4 separate regions of the Homo sapiens genome follow, and all the other regions are linked to region 4. Evidence: read pairs that join two places in POLR2A ChIA-PET (ENCODE). Cell type or tissue: HepG2. All regions are shown on one strand. Links, peaks and the distances in the headings refer to the core of each region. The heading gives the core; the rest is flanking DNA. Region 1 overlaps PLEKHM3 (pleckstrin homology domain containing M3). Region 2 overlaps PLEKHM3 (pleckstrin homology domain containing M3). Region 3 overlaps PLEKHM3 (pleckstrin homology domain containing M3). Region 4 overlaps CCNYL1 (cyclin Y like 1).

Region 1 (5,385 bases), core at 180-5,179, 100 kb before region 4:
TAATTTTTGTATTTTTAGTAGAGATGGGGTTTCATCGTGTTGGTCAGGCTGGTCTCAATCTTGTGACCTCGTGGTCCACCCGCCTTGGCCTCCCAAAGTGCTGGGATTACAGGCGTGAGCCACTGTGCCTGGCCAGGAAGGGCTCTAACTTTTAAGAATTACAAATCAGAAGATTAGGCTGACACTGCTCTATGATTTAAGGGAAAACAATGAATATAAAAGCAAAAAAGTCACATAAATCCACAAAATGACCCAGGACTTAGATTTTTTTTTAATCCTTAAATTGCCTCCTATGCAGCTTTCTTTCTGACATTTTTACACATCCCTAATCTTCTCTCGTTATTAAGATCCCTTTCCTAATGCTGCTAAGGAGACAATCCTGCTTTCTACATTTCTGCAGAGATGCTATTTCTGAACCTTGAAATGCTTCGAGATTACAAGTACATAAACACTTCATCTTAAAAACCCTCAGCATGCATTTTTAACATGGGACTTAGAAAATAAACCAACTGTGATAAATCAGTTCCATCATTTCTGTCCTGTCCATTTGGCTTTCGTGAGTTTTTCATGTGACATGTAAGTCATCCTCCTAGGTTTTTCACTATGAAGAACATTGTACTTAAAGACTTTGTGACCTTTATGCCACTTGGCACTGTATTTAAATGTGAGTATTCTATGAGAAGATTCTACTGAAAACTGGTGTTGGTATCCTCCATCTGGTAGGCATTTGCTATGGTTTGAATATGGTGTGTCCCCAGAAAATCTTGCTGAAGCTTGGTCCCCAGCGTAGAGGTGTAGGGAGGTGGTGCCTTTAAGAGGTGATGAGGTCGTTAAAATGGATTAATCTCCTTCTGACAGGAATGGATGAGTTCTGGAGGGATTGGGTTAGTTTGGTGATAGGGGGTTGCTAGAAAGCGAGTTGCCTCCTGTGTTTGGTCCTTTTCCACATGCTTGCTTCCCCTTCCACTTCCCTGCCATTTGTGACGCAGCTCGAGGCATCACCAAAAGCTGAGCAGATGCCAGTGCCATGTTTCCTAGACCTCCCAGCCTCCAGAATCAGGAGCCAAATAAACTTTTAAAAAAATGTTTCCCTGTCTCAGGTATTCTGTTTTACCAACACGAAATGGACTAAGCGTTACATAAATACTTACTGTTTGGTTTAAGCTTGCCTAAGTATATATGCATTCATAAGAACACTGACAACATTTTTTAAATAAACTAATTAGTTAAGGGAATATAAAACACCTCCAAAGATAGAGGAGCATAACACAAGTCTGAGGTAACACTAAAGCTTTCTATATAAGGTTGAAGCAATTGACATACCATTTAAGGTGTTTCACTGATGACAGCATAAGCCTGCCCTGGTCAGCAACATTCACTAACACCAGGGAAGGCATCAGAGGAGGTGTTCTTCCTTTGTTAGTAGGGCATCGGCAGCTCTGTGGTTACTCTTCTAAAAAGGGTTGTTTTTTAAAGCACTGGAATTCAGAGGTGTAGGCTGGACATTGCTTGCCAGTTTTTCTTTGTGCACAAGTAGTTGACCACTCCATCCCCTCTTCTAAGAAATAATGGTGGCACACAGGGCATTGAACTTATTAACACCAAAATCTTACCTGCTTACCACTTGAGTTAGCATACTCTGCTACTACATCTAGTCTGTACACTTTTTTTTTTTGAGACAGTCTCGCTCTGTGGCCCAGGCTGGAGTGCAGTGGCAGGATCTCGGCTCACTGCAACCTCCACCTCCCGGGTTCAAGCGATTCTCCAGCTTTAGCCCCCTGAGTAGCTGGGATTACAAGTGTGCACCACCATGCCCGGCTAGTTTTTGTATTTTTAGTACAGATGGGGTTTCGCCATGTTGGCCAGGCTGGTCTCGAACTCCTGGCCTCCAGTGATCCGCCCGCCTCGGCCTCCAAAAGTGCCAAGATTACAGGCATGAGCCACCACGCCCAGCCAGTCTGCACACATTTAAAGAATATTTTCTACATCAGTCTTGAGAACAAACATCAGCCTCATGGAAAAGTGCATAGCAGATGAGCTTCTAACAGGGTTTATCCGCTTTTTCATTTTTAAAATCTATTTTGTCAGGTAATCTTACCAAAAAAGGCAGCCTCCCATGAAACTTAGTCCAAGCCCCATTGCTTTCATCCATCTGGCCGGACTTCAGAAATGTCCAGCTTGTCCTGAAGAACATGGAGACTCCTCCCAACACGCTCAACGTTTTGAATTGGTCTTTGTCATTTTGCGTTTCACTGCAATCCATACCACCCTGCTCCTGAGGACCTAAACTTGTTGGGGCATGGACTTTGTTCTTTGCCTTGGCACTTTCTTCCCTTCTTTAAGCCTCATGTACACATGAAGCTTCAAATGCCTAATTGTACTCAAACCATATAAAGGCTTGTTTAAAAAGAAGGAACCTGCTTTATTATAAAATGTGGAACTACTTCTTCCCATAGATGGTGCTGAGATGCCTAATTGTTCTCAGCACAGCTTGAACAATCAGTCCATCAAGAGCTGTGTTTTCTGTTGCCCTGTTGCCCTTAGATTTGCCCCTGGGCACAGTGCATGGAGAAGGCTCCATGGAGGCTGAATGTGGAGATGATTTTGCCTAAAGTTGTCACTTACTTACCTGCCAAAAAAACCATCAAGCCCCAGATGTGTCAGTAACCTTACAAAGACTCTTTCATTTTTCTGAGGAACCAGCTGTAGTTTGTCACTTTTTGAAAGAGACTTTCATGTTAAGTGTTTAGGCAAAATTTTTTGGTGGGGAAGGGGTGGGGATGGAGGCAGGTGGAACAAAACTCCAGAGGAGAAGGGGAGAGAAGCACTGCCCAGAAGCTGGGCTTTCCCCGTGGCTTCCTATTTGCTCGGCCTTTGTTTTTGTGAGTCCTTGCACAAACAGACTAAATACCTGGATTATGCCCTCATCTGGACTCAAATACACATACATTACATACCCTTTTCTCCCTAATCAGCCTGACACATTCCTTTGTTGGTAAATGGTTCCAAAACAAACACTGTCAGGGCACCTAATTAGCAGGTTTGTGGGCTGCGCTTGGCAGTCTTGTTACATCCTGTTCAACAATAGAGAACAACAGCCTTGGCTAGGCCGGTCTTCAGGGAGGGAGTAGCTTCCCCCAATGTATATGCCATTTTTTAATGATATTTCCTTTCTGTGGCTTTTCTTGGGAAGCAGCCACTCAGTGAGTATTGCAGTGAGGTGTGGGATCCTAGAAGCAGCTAAAGGAAACTTCTGCTCCTCTGTAGAGTACCTTTTCAGAGGAGCTGTTTGTTTCTAATCGTTCTTTTCTTTCTCTGGTGTTGAAGAGGAACATTTTGAGGAACTTTCTCAGTGGTTCTCTAATACCAATGGTGGAGGACCAGACTCTCGCTTGTGTTTTAGAATTATAAACTAATAGAGATAGAAGGGACTGTGGGGACCCTTTAGACATTTTGGGGGTGGGAAACTTGAAGCCCAGACAGCTCACATGTCGTGTGCATGGCAGAGGCAGGGTGATGACTCCCCAGATGGAATTTGACCCTTCTTCAGCTCTGACTGCCCACTCTTAAATGTGTTTATTGTGTCAATGACAGTTTTCTTTAATGAAAACTCTTCAGCACAATGCTAGTTTTTCTGGATTTTAAACTTTAGTCAAAGAGTAACTTGGTAAATAACATTTCACCTTGGCCTGGTGGCTTCTGTATTCACATGTCAAAATGTTTCAGAATGTCTGCTAACATAACTGAGACTTCTGTGAAAACCTCAGGGCTGACCTGACCCTTTATGCCATTAAGCCACTTGATAAATATGGTGCATTTATAAACACAGTCCTAGCTGCTGAAGCCACCATTGTGTTTTGAGGCCATTTGGTCACTTGAATAGATGGCTGTCACCTAGACACATTTCTTACCAAGCTTCTAGTTAGGTATCTGGTTAATATTGTATTGATCATCTTAGCTTTAAGCATTTCAGACAGCTTAATTTTTTGCTGTTTAAAGAGGAATTGTTCATCGTTTAACTCATTTTAACTTTCTAACTATAAAACTAATTGATATTTATTATAGAAAATTTGAAAAGTACAGAAAATTAAAGAAAATATTCTCCATTATTTCTCCATTTTTCTACACATATGTATTTTTAAATAGTTAGAATCATATTGAATATATAATTTTATATCCAGCATTTTTTATCACATTGTATCAGAACCAGAAAAATAGTCACATTTAATCTATAAACTTATATTAATGGGTACTTTTAAAGAAAAAAAAAATTTTTTTTTTTTTGAGACAGGATCTGGCTCTGTCATCCAGGCTGGAGTGCAGTGGCACCATCTTGGCTTTCTGCAACCTCTGCCTCCCAGGCTCAAACGATCCTCTCACCTCAGCCTGCCGAGTAGCTGGGACTACAGGTGCTCTCCACCACGCCCAGATAATTTTTGTATTTTTTTTTGTAGAGATGGGGTTTCACCATGTTGCCCAGGCTGGAGGAAAAAAATTTTAATTGGCTCTAAAATCATTAAGATCCATCGAATAAACACAGGCAGGCCAGTCCATAAAAAGATCACTGGGCCAGGCGCAGTGGTTCACGCCTGTAATCCCAGCACTTTGGGAGGCCAAGCCTGGTGGATCATGAGGTCAGGAGTTCAAGACCAGCCTGGCCAATATGGTGAAACCCCATCTCTACTAAAAATACAAAAATTAGCCGGGTGTGGTGGCGGGCGCCTGTAATCCCAGCTACTTGAGAGGCTGAGGCAGAGAACTGCTTAAACCCAGGAGGCGGAAGTTGCAGTGAGCTGAGATTGCACCACTGCACTCCAGCCTGGGCGACAGAGCAAGACCCCATCTCAAAAACAAAAAACAAAAAGATCACTGGACTAGGAACAAAGAAGTCTCGATGTCGTTCCTAGCTACTAATTTGTGTGACCTTTGACAAGCCACCACTCTGCTGGACCTTCATACCAGGCATATGGCACTGTTTTAAGCTTTTATTGACAAAAGGAGTAAGATCTTTGCTTCTGCTCCATTGCTCAGCATTTTGTATTTGTGTTTGATAGTTTGTCATGATGTTTTCCGTAAAGTTGGCTGATTTTTATTCTGTTTACCCAAAGGGATTTAGATACAAATCCAAATTGCAGTTCAGTCCACCGTTTTGAAATAATGTAAGCTCCATGAGGGAATAGACTTTTTATATTTTGCTCACTGCTCCATCTAAGACAACACTTAGTAACTGCTCCATAAATAATTCATGAATGAATAGAGAGTTTGCTTTATTCTGTAATTTCAACTATAATCTGTAGTTATTAACATATTTTCTTTTAAATGGCTTTTAAAGTGATTTCAGGAAATTCATTATTTAAGTAGGCATTACCGAGATATGTGACTTTA
Region 2 (5,385 bases), core at 168-5,167, 120 kb before region 4:
AATGACTGAATAGAATCACTTTATTTTGTAGATGAGGAAACTGAGGCATGGAGAAGTTAAGTGATTAACAGAAAAGGTCATAGAGCTTACTGGGGACATAGCTGGGAATAGAAACCAAGATTTCCAACTCCCATTTCAGATCTCAATCAGCTTCATTGAGCAATGAAACTTTCTTCCCTCTTTATAAGCCTGTGTTCTCTATTTTTTAAACTTAAAAAAAAATTGCCACAGAACCATCAAGCCCAATTTCTTCTTTTTTTAAATATCACTATCATTGTTATTATTATTATTATTGCTTTCATCCTTCCCTACTTCTTCCCTTCTTTGCTCTCAGCCTTTCATGTCTCTCCTAACTCTTATGGTTCATTCCCCTACATGATCAGGTAATGCTACTTTTGTTTTTCCTCTGTTTCTGAAAAGCCATATTTCTTTAGTTTCTCCCACATACGTACATACAGGGAGTTGCTTTGTTTTGCTTTCTGTTTTTCCTCAGCTGTAGTTGCTTCTCCTTTTAATAAAGTTACTTCTCTAGTTTTGGCAAATAGCCTAAGGTGTTTGTTTGTTTGTTTGTTTGTTTGAGACGGAGTCTCACTCTGTTGCCCAAGCTGGAGTACACTGGCGCGATCTTGGCTCACTGCAACCTCCGCCTCCCGGGTTCAAGTGATTCTCCTGAGTAGCTGGGATTACAAGCATGCAGCACCACCCTCGGCTAATTTTTTTGTAATTTTAGTAGAGACGGGGTTTCGCCATGTTGGCCAGGCTGGTCTCAAACTCCTGACCTCAGGTGATCCATCCCCCTCAGCCTCCCAAAGTGCTGGGATTACAGGCATGAGCCACTGCGCCCGGCCGCCTCGGGTTTAAGTTGATGATAAATCCATTTCTGTCACAGAATTTTGTGTAACTTTAATTTATGAGTTTCCCCTAGTTGAGCCAATAAGATGCTGTTAAAGATCATCTTCATATTCAGAAAATTGCATGAGATGTGACCATTAAAAGAATTTTTATACAAGAACTTCATATAAGGACTAGAGGTATTATTTTTCAATAAGCCAAAGGCAGATCCAGTTCAGATCAAAACTGTGGATCTAAACCTGGGCTAATTTAGTCTGCACAATCCTGCTTCTGTGCAGGAACTCAGTTTTAGAAATCTTACATTTCTACAAGGTGGGTCAGTAGGCATCCAGTGACCTCAGAATTCCTGAGCTGAACCAAATCCTGGGGCTACACTCTGACCTCAGATGCCCTCAGAAAGGCCCCTTCCTTGGAGTAGCAAGGGGTGCTTAAGAAAGTGAGTCAGAAGTTGTCACTAATTAGCTGGGTGATCTTAGGTAGAGCTCATCACCTCTCTGGGCTCAGTTTTCTCATATATTAAGTAACGAAGGTGAGTTAAAAAGTCTGCTTAGAACTTTTCCTCATTTACTGCTCAATGAGTCAGTAATGTCAGAACTCGGGCTAAAAGGAATAGTAGAGACCTAAATCAGATTTATTTCAAACATGTAACTAACTCAACAGAGAAGCACAATTCTGCTGACCATCTATGAGAATTTTCTGGAATTGTCTCAATTTAAAATACTGTAGTTTATTTTCCTCATAAATAAAACACATGTACCTATATCAGATCATATAACCTGTTTTGAGCTCAGAATATTTGGACCACATTCTTGTACTTACTCTTTGCAAATGCTTCATTAAGTTCCATGGAGTTGTGGTTTAACTAAACCACAACCCTTGAGGCACTTAGTGCAGAAAAGCTGTCTGAAGTAGACCCCATCCCATATATTTTTCTGGATAAGAAATGTGCCTTCTCGGTTTCATCTTTGCCATTCTAGCCACTGAGAAAAATGAAATTGAAATTTTTTAAATCTTTTATTCCCTAAGACCTAGTTTCCAGCAGAGAGCAAAATGTAATTTGATAGGAGTGATGGTGGCCACTCATAAATCTACCCAATTGCATTAAACCAGATTAAACTATCACATAGTTTCCCAGCTCTAAGCAGAAATTATCACCTTTGGGAGAGGATCAGATAAGAGCTAATTGGTGGCATCACAATCCACCCTCAGTAAAGTGCTTGATTAGCCAAAATTTAAGTCTTGTTAGAGTAGTCCCATAATGGATTGGGGAGGGTGAGGAGCAGCTAATTAGAAAAGAGACACTTCTATGTTTATGTACAAACATCCCAGCATTGAGCCATGATAAGGAGCTCAAAGGTTAATTATGGGAAAATGGAGTTTTGAACAACTTTTTGAAATAGGAATATCCCATATACTTTGGTGATATTTATTTATTTTGAGATGGGGTCTCGCCCTGTCACCCAGGCTAGAGCACAGTGGCCCAATCATAGCTCGTAGTTCACTGCAGCCTCAAATTCCTGGGCTCAAGGGATCCTCCCACCTCAGCCTCCTAAGTAGCTTGGACTACAGGTGCATACCACTGCAATCGGCTAATTTTTTAATTTTTTACAGAGATAGGGATCTCACTTCATTGCCAGGCTGGTCTGGAACTCCTAGGCTCAAGTGATCCTCCCACCTTGGCCTCCGAAAGTGCTGGGATTACAGGCATCAGCCCCCACATCCAGCTTACTTTTCATTTTCTATTTTTAAGGATTGATGAGTAAGAGAAGTAAAATTTAAAATTGAGGATTCAGAATAGTCTCGTGAGGTGTGTTAGGATTTTCAAGCTTGAGCAGAATCCACAGGCTGTTTTTTCCTAACTTCCCATGAACTCACCTGGCCAAGGCCACTAGACTTCACTCTACCCACCTATTAAATGAACTGAGAAATGACCCTAGAAACAAAATGCAACCTTTCATGGTTGTCTGGCCAGGCAAATGCAACTGAACTATATGGGAAATTATTTCACAATGTGTGACAATGTTGATTCTTCCATTTCGTCAAGCCAGCCTGTTCCTAGTGAGTGGCAGGTGACCGTTCACTGTGAATTGGGTCTTTTGGTTAGACTTTCAGAGACGGAGTTGTTTGTCAAGTGCAGCAGCCCTCTTCACCAAAGCATTCCCGACAGTCGCTCCAAATCTAGATGTTACACAATGGCTAAGGAAGCTTGTTTTGAAATGGAAGGTAAATTGACAAATCAGAGGGAAGGAATTAGCCAATGCATAAGGAAATTTGATGAGAAAGAGCTTTTTCCTCTCTTTTTTCTTGCCCAGGTTACTAGTTCTCTGTCTTCTCCGCCCCCCATAAATTTTGAATTTTGTGGTGGTGCTGAGGGAGTGAAGGTAACCAACATAAAAGAATCATTTGTGCCCTTTTCCCAATCCCACAGATCTCTATTGGCTGCAGACCTTGAACATGACACTGCAATTTCCTGGTGCCACACATGAGTAATAAGCAGCTGTTTCTGAAACTGTGGTTTGGGGAAGGCAGCACTAGGTTATTTTTTAACTTAATTGTAATTTTTGATTGGTCTGCAAGAAAGTAAATCAAATAAAGTCTGTTGTCTTAGTCTGCAAGAAAGCCATAGGCCTCAAATTCCAATGCTGACCATCTTGACCAGAATAGAAGAGGGAGGCAAAATGTGTGTATCCCTGAGCTGGAAGTTCAACCAGGCAGATTTCATGGGCTTCTTTCACACAAGAAGGGTAAGCATATTTGACATATTTGTCAGGGACTGGATGGTGGAAAGTGATATTTGGCAGTTCCTTGAGTTCTAGAAGTACCTAAAATGATGGTGAAAAGAATTTATAGACAGACTGCAAAGGTGGAAAAATAGCAAAATCTGGAAGCCGATACAAGCTTGATGCTACATTTTGTCTTTGTGTTACAGGGCAATAAAGTGACCTAATTTTGTTACAAATGAAAATGTGTATTCTTTGAATACCCAGTTAGTATAACACCTCTGAAATAGTCATATATACACACTCCCCAAGTAAATAAATCAGACTAGTACCTTCCTTAGTACAAGACATTAAGTTTAATGGAAAACAGAAACAAACTTTCACCCTATTTTGGACATCTGCCTTTTCTCAAGGAGATAGGGCAATTTGGTATATGGAGAAAGGGAAAGGAGGTTGAGTGCAGGGAAGCAAGGAAATGGGGGAAGAGCTACACGTTTCCTTCTAATTACACTGTCATGATTTTGTTCACGTAGACATGCCCTTTGAGGGAATAAATAGAGATAACTAAACCTCATCTCAGGTCTGTTTCACTATCACTAGTCATATTACCAAATGACCGCCTGGTTTAACTAAAAACTACCAGCCTTCTAATGCTAAAGATGAAGTGTCCTTTTGACTTTTTGAGGGGTTGTTATAAAGTTATATTAGCCTATGACTAATTTAAGTACAAGTAGGAAAGGAGTAAGACACAATTTCCAGGTGTTGCTAAGATGTTATCTTACGTAAGTGATTCAGATTAAGTTTGAGGCATGTTAAATGTCTTCCCCCTAGCATTTTGGCCTTGGCAAAATTACGTATGCTTGTACAAGCCCTGTTTTCTTATTTACAGCAATACCAGAAGAAATGGATGTGACTGCTTTACATTAATTTCTACTGATCCCATCCAAACAGATAATATCAGAAGAAATGGATGTGACTGCTTTACATTAATTTCTACTGATCCCATCCAAACAGATGAACAACTTGATGTCTTCCTTTAAAAAAAAAATGACATGTGGCCTTCATAGCTTTTTTCCTTCCCCTTGATGTAAATCTCAAGTGTTTAAAAGGAGGAATGAGTCTAAATCATAGAAAATCTCTATTTAGATTGGGATAAGCTAATTAGCTATTATTTATTGATCCCTTGCTGTAAGTCAGAAACTATATTCGATGCTTTCAATGTATTAAATCTGATCCTTCTCTCAACCCTGCAAAGTGGATACTGTCCTAATTTTTCAGTTAAGGAAACTGAGACTCAAAGAGGTTAAGTAGCTTGCCAAAGTCTCACAGCTGGAAAGTAGATGAGCTAGAATTTGTCCTCAGATCAGCCTTGCTTTTTCCACTCTACCCCACTACTTCCCAATACCCAGAGACAACTGAGTTATGATGGGGTATGGAAAGCTCCCGAAGGCCAGCCCCTCTGGGAGACTCCCTAATGAGTCCACCACTATCCATTGGAAAATACCCCAGTTTCTGAGAAGCAAAAACTCTACCATGTTTAGATTTAAAAAAAAAAAATAATAATAAGCTTTGACCAGTTAAGGAAGTCATTTTGAAGTTTATTTTGTCCTAGTTGGTCCTGGCTTGATCTCAGTGATAGTAGATTCCCCTGCATCAACTCTAGCCAGAGCACACTGTTTCTAGGACTTTTCCCCACGCTGAGCCCTGTTGAGGACTGTGGTCACTCTAGCAAGTCACAGCAGTTTAGGGTTGACATAGCAGAGTTCAAATGTCTGACTTTTCTCACTGTTGTGTACTTGTTGGCCAGGATGCC
Region 3 (5,385 bases), core at 266-5,265, 150 kb before region 4:
GAGTAATCATAATACTGACGAAGTGAGGGCCTGTTTTCAAAGAACATTTACTTAAAGATATAGAGTAAGGTTAGCATCGGTCTTGCCAGTGGTAGAAACCTATGCCACCAACAGCCATCATGAAAGGGCCCCAGGAGTCTTTCTGGTTCTTCATTTCTATTCAGTTTGATTCAACAAGTGTGTATTGATTGAATGCTTTCTGTGTGCCAATCATTGAGCTAGCCACAGAGGAGGCAAAGGTGATTAAGCCACAATTCCTTCCCTCACTGAGCTCACAGTCTGATGAGAGAGGCAGATAGGCATTGTTGAAGTCAGCGGAGTTGAACCTAGGGTACTTGGGGAATACATCTGACCAAGTGTGTGGCAGATTGTATTTTGCAAAAATAGCTGCAACAGTATCTTCCATCCCACATGTCTTTCTTACACTGTGACTTTGATGCTCCTCCTATTCAGTAGTGAGATCTGTGTTCCTTCTCCCCGAATTTGGGCAGGTCTGTGACTATGGAAGTGATGCCATGTGATTTCCAAAGCCAAGTCATAAAAGGTGATATAGCTCCAACCTGGTGCTGTCTGGAGATGCTCACTCATGGCAACCCAGTGGCCATGTTGTAAGGAAGTCCAGATTAGCCCTCATAGAACAACCACATGAACAGGCCTCATATGGTAGTTGTTCTAGCTGGCAGCGATCATCAGCCACCAGAGAGATGAGTGAAGACAGCCCCACATGATTCCAGCTGCTAGCCTTCAAGTCTTCTCACCTAGGCTAGAGATGAGGCTGCAGATATTATGGAGCAGAAACAAACCATCTCCACAGTGTCCTTCCTGGAGTCCTGACCGACCGACAAAATGTGTGAGCCCATAATAAAATGGTTGTTTTGCACCACTAGGTTTTTGTTCGTTGGTTTTTTTTCACCACTAAGTTTTGGGGTAATTTGTTTTGCAGTAATAGTAACCAGAACACCCAGTAACTTGGCCATCAGGGAAGGCTTCCTAGAGGCTATGACTGTAAGTTAAAATTTTGGCCCATAATCATGAGCCAGAGAGAGAGGACTAGGAAGAGAACTTTGAGGCCATGGTAACCTTAAACCACTCTAATGATCTGATCTACAGTGTTTCTTCCATGGGGGCAAGCTAAAGAAAATTTTCACTACCAACTGTGACATTTCTTAACACTGTCTGCATGCTTCAGGATTATTCTGATAAATTGTCTCAACAAAACATTCGTAGAATGAGTAAAACGGTATCGCTTCACTTCCCTCAGAAATGAAAGATTCTGGGATGTGCCTTGAGGTGCAAGAACGAGGAATTGAGTTTTAAATCTTTCCATCCCACCTGTGCACCTGAAATGTGAGCCCAACTCTGTCACCAAGCCCCTCGCTGGGTGTTTTCTCCCTATTCATTTATTCATTCAGCAAATATTTATTAAGCATGTACTATGTATCAGGAGCCATGTTACCCCTGAAATTGAAAGGGCACATTTTCTCAGAAACGGACTAGATTCTTACTGATTATGGTCAAACTCTTGCACTCTGTCTGTGTGCCAGGAACTTGTAGTCAAAGCTGCTCATGATTCTGTTCCACTTGGTGATGTCCAGTAGAATTTCATCCCTTGATGCCTTGGACTAGCCATCCCACCACACCCACAGTTGGTCTTCAAGGGACTAGAAGGATAACCAGAAGGCACTATCTATTCAGATGTTTGAGGGCTGAGGAGGTTTCCAGCACTTCACCCAATTCAGAAATGTAACCAGGATGCATGGCAACCTCAGAAGACAGCATTGCCACATGTGTCTTAGCGGACATCATTGTCTCCATGTGATAGTGGCCTGCGATTCCCTCCATATTTGGAACTTGCAGCTTTTCAACAATATTACACCCATCTTTGTGAGGAAACATTAGAAGGCTGATGGAGGCAGCTTTTCATATTGTTGTTTGGCTTTTATTTGAACTTCCGGCTAAAGCCTAGTGAACCATCAACACATTTGCTCCTGGAATTTTATTTTATTTTATTTTATTTATTTATTTTTTTGAGACAGGTTCTTACTCTGCTGGCCAGGCTGGAGTGCAGGGGCATGATCATGGCTGGCTGCAGCTTTGACCTCCTGAGCCCGAGCAATCCTCCCATCTCAGCCTCCCAGGTAGCTGAAACCATAGGCACGCGCCACCACGCTACGGCTGATTTTTAAAATGTTTTATAGAGGTAGGAGTCTCCCTATGTTGCTCAGGCTGGCCTTGAATTCCTGGACTCAAGCAATCCTCCCACCTCAGCCCCCTGTGTAGCTGGGACTACAGGCTTGCACCACCATGCCCAGCTAATTTTTGTGGGGTTTTTTGGTAGAGATGTGTTTTCGCCATGTCGCCCGGGCTGATCTCGAACTCCTGGGGTCAAGTGATTTGCCCGCCTCAGCCTTCCAAAGTGCTGGGATTACAGGCGTGAGCCAGCACGCCTGGTCCATTTCACGTTTTAAAGGAGGGAATTCTGGCTCTAGAATAGAGCTATGTTGATTGGTATTCCTGCAGAGACCAGGCAAATGGCATCTGTCCCTGAAGCAGGCCCAAGGGGAGACAGGTTGTGCAGATGAACCAGAGAGAGCTTCCATATCTGAAAGGGGCAGCTGTTACTCAGTAGCCCCAGAGTTGTCTGCTCTTCCCGTTTTCCAAGAGAAGCCGGAAATCTGTATTTTTATGTGAAATTTCTCAATATTTAAACACTCTGCAGGCCAAACAAAACACAGCCACCAGTTTTGACCTCTGCTTTATAATAGAGAATGCCTGCTTTTGTTCCGTCAAACTAATGAATGCTGAATTACGAGAAGGAATTTGGAGGTTAGTGTTAGATTGTGCTCCTCAAAAGGCGGCAGACCCCATCCCAAACCCTTGAGATACTAATTGGCAGACTTGCACAGGCTGACAGCTGGACTCTGAAAGTGGACACACACAAGGAAACAGCCAAGCTATTCCAGGTCACTTTGCAAGGTCAGGGCAGCAATGCAAACATTAGGAAGGCTGAAGACAAAGGTCAGGTGGCAGCAAGGAAGCCCTACATTCCCTTAAGCTGTTGGTTGATAAATCATATTCTAAAGGTATCACCAGACTCCCTCACCCTGACATTGCTTTGTGAGGTAGAAAATTAAATAGAAATCAAAATTAAGATGGCTGTCAGGAGCTTTTAGGAGGCCAGCACGCCAGTGTGAGGTGAACATGGGATGGAGTTTCTGCCTGGAGCAAAGGTCTCCTAAGGGATGATGATATCCAACATTGGGCATTGCAGAGGTGCTGGCCGCTGCAGCGGTCACACACTGCAGCTTTGGAGGCTGCCTGTCTATGTTCAAATGCCGACTCACCCCAGAAATATTAGGTGACCTTGGGCAAGTCACTTCTCTTTGTGCCTTAAGCACTTCATCTCTGAAGTGAGAATAATAGTACCTGCCCCCGAAGGTTGTTGTGAGGCCTTAGAGTTAGTATGCATAAAGCACTTAGAACTTTGCCTGACACTTAAGGGCTTAGGAGATAGGCACTTTACTAGGGGTAGAGTATTGCTATTAGTGTTGCTGTGAGGTGTGGACCTTGTATAAACGGCTCCTGGGAGTTTTCTTCAGCGTCATCAAGACACTGCATCTGTGGACACTAAACCACAACCATTGCCACAAAAGCAATGCTTGCTATGTCTCAGTTTTCCCCCTCATGTTCCGTAGGGGAATCTAGGCCATAGAAACCTGCTATAGCTGCAGCTATATAGTCACCATATGGAGCAGCACCTTGGTAGGGAATGCAGAATAGCTTCATTTCCTTTTGCCTCCAGGATGATCCTAGACCAGACCTCCCCAGTGGCTCCATAGGGGAATTGCACCTGGAGAGCCCCCACCCTCTTGAGCCAAGGAACTCTCCCTAGGCCTGCGCTTGAGTGAGTGGTACTACCTACCCTCTGAATCTTGCCACTTGTTTCTTGCAAGAATGCATGACCTTTTGGTGGGCTATGCACAGACGTCTTTTCAATTTTAACAAAAAGCAGTCTTTCTGTAAATTTTGTAGAATCCTGGAGTACACATTTTTGTGCTTAAAGAAAACCATGGAGTCCACACTCTTTCTACAGCTGCGGAGAGAAGCTTACCAGACTGAAATGTTGGCAGAAACAAAGAGACGCCATGTTCCTTCCCACCTGCAATTATAGTTTTACTAGCTTGTAAAGCACACATAGAATTTGCAGTACATTCTTCCCTTGCAGTAGGGGAGAGGCCCTGCTGTGAATGTAATTGGCTTTCTAGCTTCCTTTAACATTGAGGTGGAAGGGAACTGGACCGAAGGGCCTTTACTCTTAGAATTAACTGATGTTGAATTGTGTTTAAATTCCATGCATCTCCCTGAATGCATTTGTTCCATTAAGTCTTAGTCAGAAGTGGAGGCACAGCTTACCTCTGAAAATATTCCAATCCCTATCATTTCTCATCACTTTGTAAAAGCTGAGTTTCTTTCTTTTTAAAAAATGGATTTTTAACTTAACCCGGGTAGGGATTATTTTCCATCCTGTTAACCTCTGTTAAAGATGTATGGCATCTTTAGATGACAATTTCATACAGTACAGCCCATTTAGGTCACTTTTTATTCTGGCTATGGCCTTGCAACTATATCAGTTCCCAGGAAGAGGACCACAGGCATGTATTTGGATGGAAACTGTATTACTTTACTTCTCGAATCCCAGTTTCTTCATTCGTGAAGTGAGAGGATTGGATTAAACAATCTTTACAGCCCCTTCCAGCTCTAGGGCCCTCATTCTGTGATTTTATAGAGCTCGAGAAGTGATGAAATTGTGGAAGTCTTTCTGCGTGTATCTGCTTTCTGGGGGCTCCCAGCCAGTTTGCACGAAGTATCCAGGCTTCTGGGTGCAGCAAGGAACCTGGAATGAGAGCCAGGTCGCTGAGTGTAGGCTCAGCACCTTCAGTTCTAACTGACAAATGGCTGGATTTCCATTTGCCAAAGGTCAACTATTTCAACTTTTTGTCAGGAAATAACAGCTTTAAGCATTTTGACAAATATGATCTGAAGGACAGCTTATTAAAACAAGTTAAATATACTGATTTTATATTTTCCTTAAAGACAAATTGTTGTCTTAATACCTTACAATTCAGTGGCAGTTAAAATAATGCCCAGTAAACAAAAGTTGGCCAGTAAGAACATGCAGAAGGTAATATGCCACCTAGCGGGTTTCCTCCTAAAACGGGCAGCACCAGTCAGGTTATCTGGTGAACTGTGAGTTGGCATTTGTGTTTGGGCTAACAACAGAGAGCCCATTGCAGCTGAGGTTTCCAAGAGGTGGAACTATTTAAGAACTTGGGCTATAAGGGACATTAAGGGAATGGGGCACCATAAGGGAAGCTTTAGAGCTGA
Region 4 (5,385 bases), core at 314-5,313:
AAGGAGCGAAGGTCAAAGTAGTATTTGGCATAAACACTGGCAGGAACATTAATATTAAACTGAAGAAGCTCCAGAAAATGCCTTTCCATTTCATTCCTGGAGGAGGAAGAACACAACAGAACCAGCACAGGACAATGTCAGTCAACTGGGCTATCTTCAAAAATATCATTCTAAGAGACTAGAATGGCTCTAAACTCTATTTTAAAATATAGGCTACCCAGTTGTATTAACATACTAATGTTCACATAAGGTACAGTTACTTGTGGTCCCTTCTGCATCCCAGCACTCTGGAACTGGGATGAAGGTTGAAGGTTACGGCCTCCGATGCACTTGTGCTGCTGACTCGGGCCTCATTCTTCAGAGTTCCATTAGTGCAGCTGTACAATTCATACTTCACGCTCACTCACAAGGCCCCACTATAGTGATCAGATGAAAGGAATGATGTATGCTGTTTATTAGCTCTGAAGAACTTGCAGACATTTTCACCAGGCTGATAACAGGAAGGGGCTTATTGAAGTAGAGAAGCACCAACAAAAGGAGTAGGCATATCACCACGGCAACAAATGGATCCATCAAGAGCCACTGCTATTATCTCTGAGGGGGAAAAACTCTTGAGGCAACAAGGATTCATCTCAAATAAATAAATAAGCAAGCTACATTACAGGGGAAGGGAATCCCCTCCCCCTGTCCCGGCGCATGAGGCTATGTCAAAGGGCATAATGCAAGTTTCTGCTCACTTTAATATTATGAAGGTGAGAAATTGTCACTATGACAGGGTGAGGATACTCTTTAAACTTTGGAAGGCAGAAAGATCAAAGGTGGATGTCTTGGCTAGACTAAACCCATTTTATGATATGACTTATGGTAGGTCACTGGACTTAAAAACTCAGTGTTTCTTCTGAGTTGGGAATGAAACCCTGAGGTGCTCAGTATCTACCGTCCTGGTCAGAACAGAATGTAGGAGTGAGCTGAATGCAATGGGAGAGGAAAGGGCTGGGAGTAGTAGTCGGCTACATGACCACACAGCTGCCCTTGCCAAATGCTTAAGCAAATAAACATAAAACTAGAGAAAATCTTAACCACTTTCACAGTAATCCCTATAAGGAGTTAACTGTATAAAAATGATAAATACCTAAACAACATATTTGGTTTCTTGGTTTCAAAGTTTTAATATTTTATCCACTGGGTAAGTCAACAAATGCTTGATGATCTCCTGTATGGAGAGCAGTTAATATGAGCAGAGATGTGGTTTTCTCATTTGCTGAGCTTAAAAACCCAACTGAACCTACTTCCAAAATTAATTTCCTGTTCATATGTCCATAAGCCTATAGAAATGTAAATCAGATAATGTTTTGATAATCAGCTAACCAGGACTTAATTTACTACAGCAATAAATGCACTTCACAATCCCTTTTATATTTTTTCCACTAATACATTTTAACTGTGTAGAAATATAGTACTTCATAGGATTAACACACATATTAATAGAGGTTTAATCACTGAAGAAAAGCATTATGCTTACAGAATATGCATCTTCTAGGTTTTTTGTTTTTTTTTAAATGGCTAGGTGGCTGAATAGCATACCCTTTACAGGCACAGCAAACCGTCTGAATAGCAGCTGCTCAGTTTAACTTATTCTTTTAAAGGGAAATATATTCTAACAGGACATGTAGCTGTTGAAAATTTTTAAGAAAAACCTGATAGACACCAATTTAAAATTGTTTCAATTTAGACTCAAAATGAGACCACTACAAATAGTCAACAGCAGGGGGATGAGACAAATGTATATTAAACAGTTTGTTGAAATGCTTTCCAAAGATCATAAACAAAAGCAGCCTGTTTGTAGCATAGCTCCTGGTGCTTCCCTGGGCATACACAAACAGCACTATTTAGAACTGGTCTTCTTGGAGCTGGCCCCTGCCACCACTGCTCCTGAAGCTTACATCTGTAGAAACCTGCACATTTCCCTGCAGGTTCTCTGATACTGTATCTTGAACTAGAGCACCAGTCAGTTCAGTTGCAGGTTTTGAGAACATTTTAGCTGCCATCATGGTAGGGCTAAGTGTTCATAATAATAAATTTTGCTTCCTTCAAGAAACCAGTTTGCAGACGGATGACAGCAGTGATCAAAGTCACTTTAGTTTCTGCAATTTCCAAAAGTACTTCCATTTGTTTCAAATTCATTTGCTGTCACACCCTTTGCTAAAACGGCTACCAGCAATATCACTAGGGCTGTTCGGTAAACAGTAAAGTGGTCAACTTCACCAGAAGCCACTTCAACAGCTACCACAATTACTGGTTCCTTTTTAGTCACAAGTATCCTCACTTCAGTTGTGAATATATGGTATGGTAATTCTGAATGACAGTCATATGGAGTAATGGGCAAAGGCAATAAAAACAAACTCTTGCCACTGCCTGTCATGACCTTGATCTTCCTCTGCTGCTCAACATCATCAAGAGGTGCTCCTTCATATTTTTCTAAATGCCACCCACAAAGCCATTCTCACTGTCTGGTGGGCACCCTGAGAGCCTTTGCTGGAAATGCCTCCCTGGCTCAGCCTGCCTACCAAGCTCCAAGGCCCTTCCCTTCACGGCCGACACGAGGCCAGCCTGGAAGGAACCCTGATGAAGCTGCTGTTTCAGGGTCATATTGGTGCCATCTGTGAGGAACTCCATGACTCAGCAAGGATCCTTGCACTCTCATAGGTAACTCAAGGCCCCCAAAGTGGTGCTGTGGTTGTCCGAGTGCCCAGGGAGCCTCTCGAGTGTGGTGAGCGTTGGATGATGCCCCAGCAGTGCTTCTCAGACCGCCTGAGGGGAACGCTGGAGCTTCCTAACTCAGGAGACCAATTTCTAAATACAAAAAACACTCCTAATGGGGAGGGGTCAGGGGCACAGGGATCTTCATATCTCAAGGCTTCTGTAAAAACAGACCTTCAGATAAAATGTGGAAAGACTAGCAAAAGCAAATATACAATGTGTGACTCAGGTTGAAGCTACGTAACTTCTCAATAGTCCAGAGGCCCTAAGACCTAATAGTGGCCAAACAATTATTTCAAAGGCCAGACATATGCCCTTTAAGGGCTGTTTATACCCTACTGGTCACATGAAAAGATATAAATGAATGAATGAATGAATGAATGAAAAAGAGAAAGGAGCTTGAACTGGCAGATAACTTTTTAAAAGCCATAAAGAGGCCAGGCGTAGTGGTTCATGCCTGTAATCCCAGCTCTTTGGGAGACGGAGGCGGGCGAATCACAAGGTCAGGAGTTCAAGACCAGCCTGACCAACACAGTGAAACCTCGTCTCTACTAAAAATACAAAAATTAGCCAGGCATGGTGGCGCATGCCTGTAATCCCACTGTAATCCCAGCTACTCAGGAAGCTGAGGCAGGAGAATCGCTTGAACCTGGGAGGTGGAGCTTGCAGTGAGCCGAGACTGCATCACTGCACTCCAGCCTAGGCAACCGAGCAAGACTCCGTCTCAAAACAAAAAATAAAATAAAATAAAGATATTTACTGTGCTATGTTGTTCTGGTAGTATACTTGTAAGATTTTTGCCAAAAACCACCCAAAAAATATTTTTCAATTTATCAAGCAGATTATTACACATCAAAACCTACCAAGTAATGATGGAAAATATGAAGTTAGTTTTTTTTTTTTTGAGACAGTCTTGCTCTATTGTGAACTGTTATACTAAAGATAGACAGATATAGTCTTATGCCTATTTCCATTATCTGCATAATGTAACCTTTAAAAATATTCCTTAAATTGTTAACTTTATAGGAATAAGATACTGGAAAATGGTTAGAAAGTTCACCAAAACCTTACAAACTCACATGTCCTCAACTGTAATGTCCTTGAGGATCTGGCAGTAGTCCACATTCCATACAGCCTGATCGTCCCAAACCTTGGAGGCAAGAAGAATGGCTCCCAGAACAATCCTTTTCCAGTTGGTGGGACAAATGTCGATTTCAGCATAAGTTAAAAGCCTTTCTAAGTAAACCTGTAAAATAGAGCACTGGTCTTTGATTTTAGTTCAGTTTAAATGCTTTGATAAGCTTTTTTTTTTTTTTTGAGACGGAGTTTCACTCTTGTTGCCCAGGCTGTAGTGCAATGGTGCGATCTCGGCTCACAGAACCTCCGCCTCCCAGGTTCAAGTGATTCTCCTGCCTCGGCCTCCCGACTAGGTGGGATTACAGGCATGCGCCACCATGCCCAGCTAATTTTTGTATTTTCAGTAGAGACGGGGTTTCTCCATTTTGGTCAGGTTGGTCTCGAACTCCTGATCTCAGGTGATCCACCAGATCCTCCCAAAATGTTGGGATTACAGGCGTAAGCCACCGCGCCCGGCCCCGAAATGCTTTGATAAGAATTCATGACTGACAAATTTCTTTTGTTTTTGACCAGAAAATAAGTGCCTTTTATTCTTATGTTCTACAGAGACTTTGCTTACTCAGCCAAAGCAAGACACTAAATCACAGTTGTAGGTCAGATATCTCTGCTGCCTATTCTGCCCATATACATTTCCCACCCAGTCACAGGAATGACTGGACATCTCAGCAAACAGCATCATCAAGAGAGGCACTCTTATCACCTCCACACCCATAATAGAGTTGTTCAATAAATAATGAGTGCCTACCAGGTACAATGTATCATACTTGCATGGTAGATAGTAATTTTACAGGTAGCTATATTATGCTCAAATATGTAAAACCCAAGTAATACTGAGCACATTTTTACCTTCTCCTTTTCACAGTAACTAACCCTTTTGTGGCACTAGCTTGAAGAACTGCTGGTCAAGAGAGCCACCCAGTGGCTGCTGTGCAGAGCAGCATGACAGGTCTTTAGGCTGTAAAATATTCCCCGTATTCAGTGCCTCCACAAGGAACACAGATGGACAAAAGGATGTCTCTGGACCCCTGGTATTCCTCTAAACCTGCCAAGCAGTTTATGAGACAATTTCATGAATTATTTTACATCTACCAAACATCCTTCAAAGAACTGAGCAAAGTGAACAGCTGAGTAAAGATTTCAGAGGTAAGCTGTAATTTGCTGTTACCTCAAAGGGTTCTCTGTGGAAGAGTATGTCTATATGCTGTTTGAACTCTGTATCAAGACAAAAAGAAATCTTTTTAGGCTGGAGTGCAGTGATGCAATCTTGGCTCATTGCAACCTCTGCCCCCTGGGTTCAAGCGATTCTCCTGCCTCAGCCTCCCAAGTAGCTGAGCACCCGCCAGCACGCCTGGCTAATTTTTGTATTTTTAGTAGAGACGGGGTTTCACCATGTTGGCCAGGCTGGTCTCAAACTCCTGGCCTCAAGTGATCTGCCCACCTCAGCCTCCCAAAGTGCTGGGATTACAGGCGTGAGCCACTGTGCCAAGC

The links. ChIA-PET counts read pairs that join two places held together with the same protein. Peaks named below come from ENCODE experiments on the same cell type or tissue, not always from the same donor. Only the 100,000 strongest peaks of a DNase experiment are listed, where the experiment ranks them.
Region 1: POLR2A ChIA-PET joins it to region 4 with 25 read pairs; 6 of 35 experiments call an interaction of 5 or more read pairs at or near these places.
Region 2: POLR2A ChIA-PET joins it to region 4 with 14 read pairs; 7 of 35 experiments call an interaction of 5 or more read pairs at or near these places.
Region 3: POLR2A ChIA-PET joins it to region 4 with 15 read pairs; 2 of 35 experiments call an interaction of 5 or more read pairs at or near these places.

What each region holds. Positions count from the first base shown.
Region 1 is chr2:207,845,622-207,851,006 of GRCh38, reverse strand. The region is part of intron 7 of PLEKHM3 (pleckstrin homology domain containing M3); the gene reads left to right. Among named protein-coding and RNA genes, the nearest start is that of FZD5, 78 kb to the right of the region's middle. RefSeq lists an enhancer at 1,335-1,834. In HepG2, for the core only: a CTCF peak has its summit at 2,875; DNase peaks (open chromatin) are centred at 2,276, 2,986, 3,676, 4,956 and 1 weaker place; H3K4me3 peaks cover 1,546 bases.
Region 2 is chr2:207,868,019-207,873,403 of GRCh38, reverse strand. All of the region lies in intron 6 of PLEKHM3 (pleckstrin homology domain containing M3), which reads left to right. Among named protein-coding and RNA genes, the nearest start is that of FZD5, 100 kb to the right of the region's middle. In HepG2, for the core only: no CTCF peak of the experiment used is centred there; a DNase peak (open chromatin) is centred at 2,913; H3K4me3 peaks cover 854 bases.
Region 3 is chr2:207,895,540-207,900,924 of GRCh38, reverse strand. The region is part of intron 6 of PLEKHM3 (pleckstrin homology domain containing M3); the gene reads left to right. Among named protein-coding and RNA genes, the nearest start is that of PLEKHM3, 130 kb to the left of the region's middle. In HepG2, for the core only: a CTCF peak has its summit at 3,823; DNase peaks (open chromatin) are centred at 2,804, 3,254 and 3,814; H3K4me3 peaks cover 460 bases.
Region 4 is chr2:207,745,668-207,751,052 of GRCh38, reverse strand. It overlaps CCNYL1 (cyclin Y like 1), which reads right to left. Exons shown (of 10, transcript NM_001330218.2): 8 at 3,840-4,006; 9 at 1-96. Among named protein-coding and RNA genes, the nearest start is that of MIR4775, 6.4 kb to the left of the region's middle. In HepG2, for the core only: a CTCF peak has its summit at 4,809 (motif pointing left); DNase peaks (open chromatin) are centred at 514, 2,982, 3,902 and 4,802.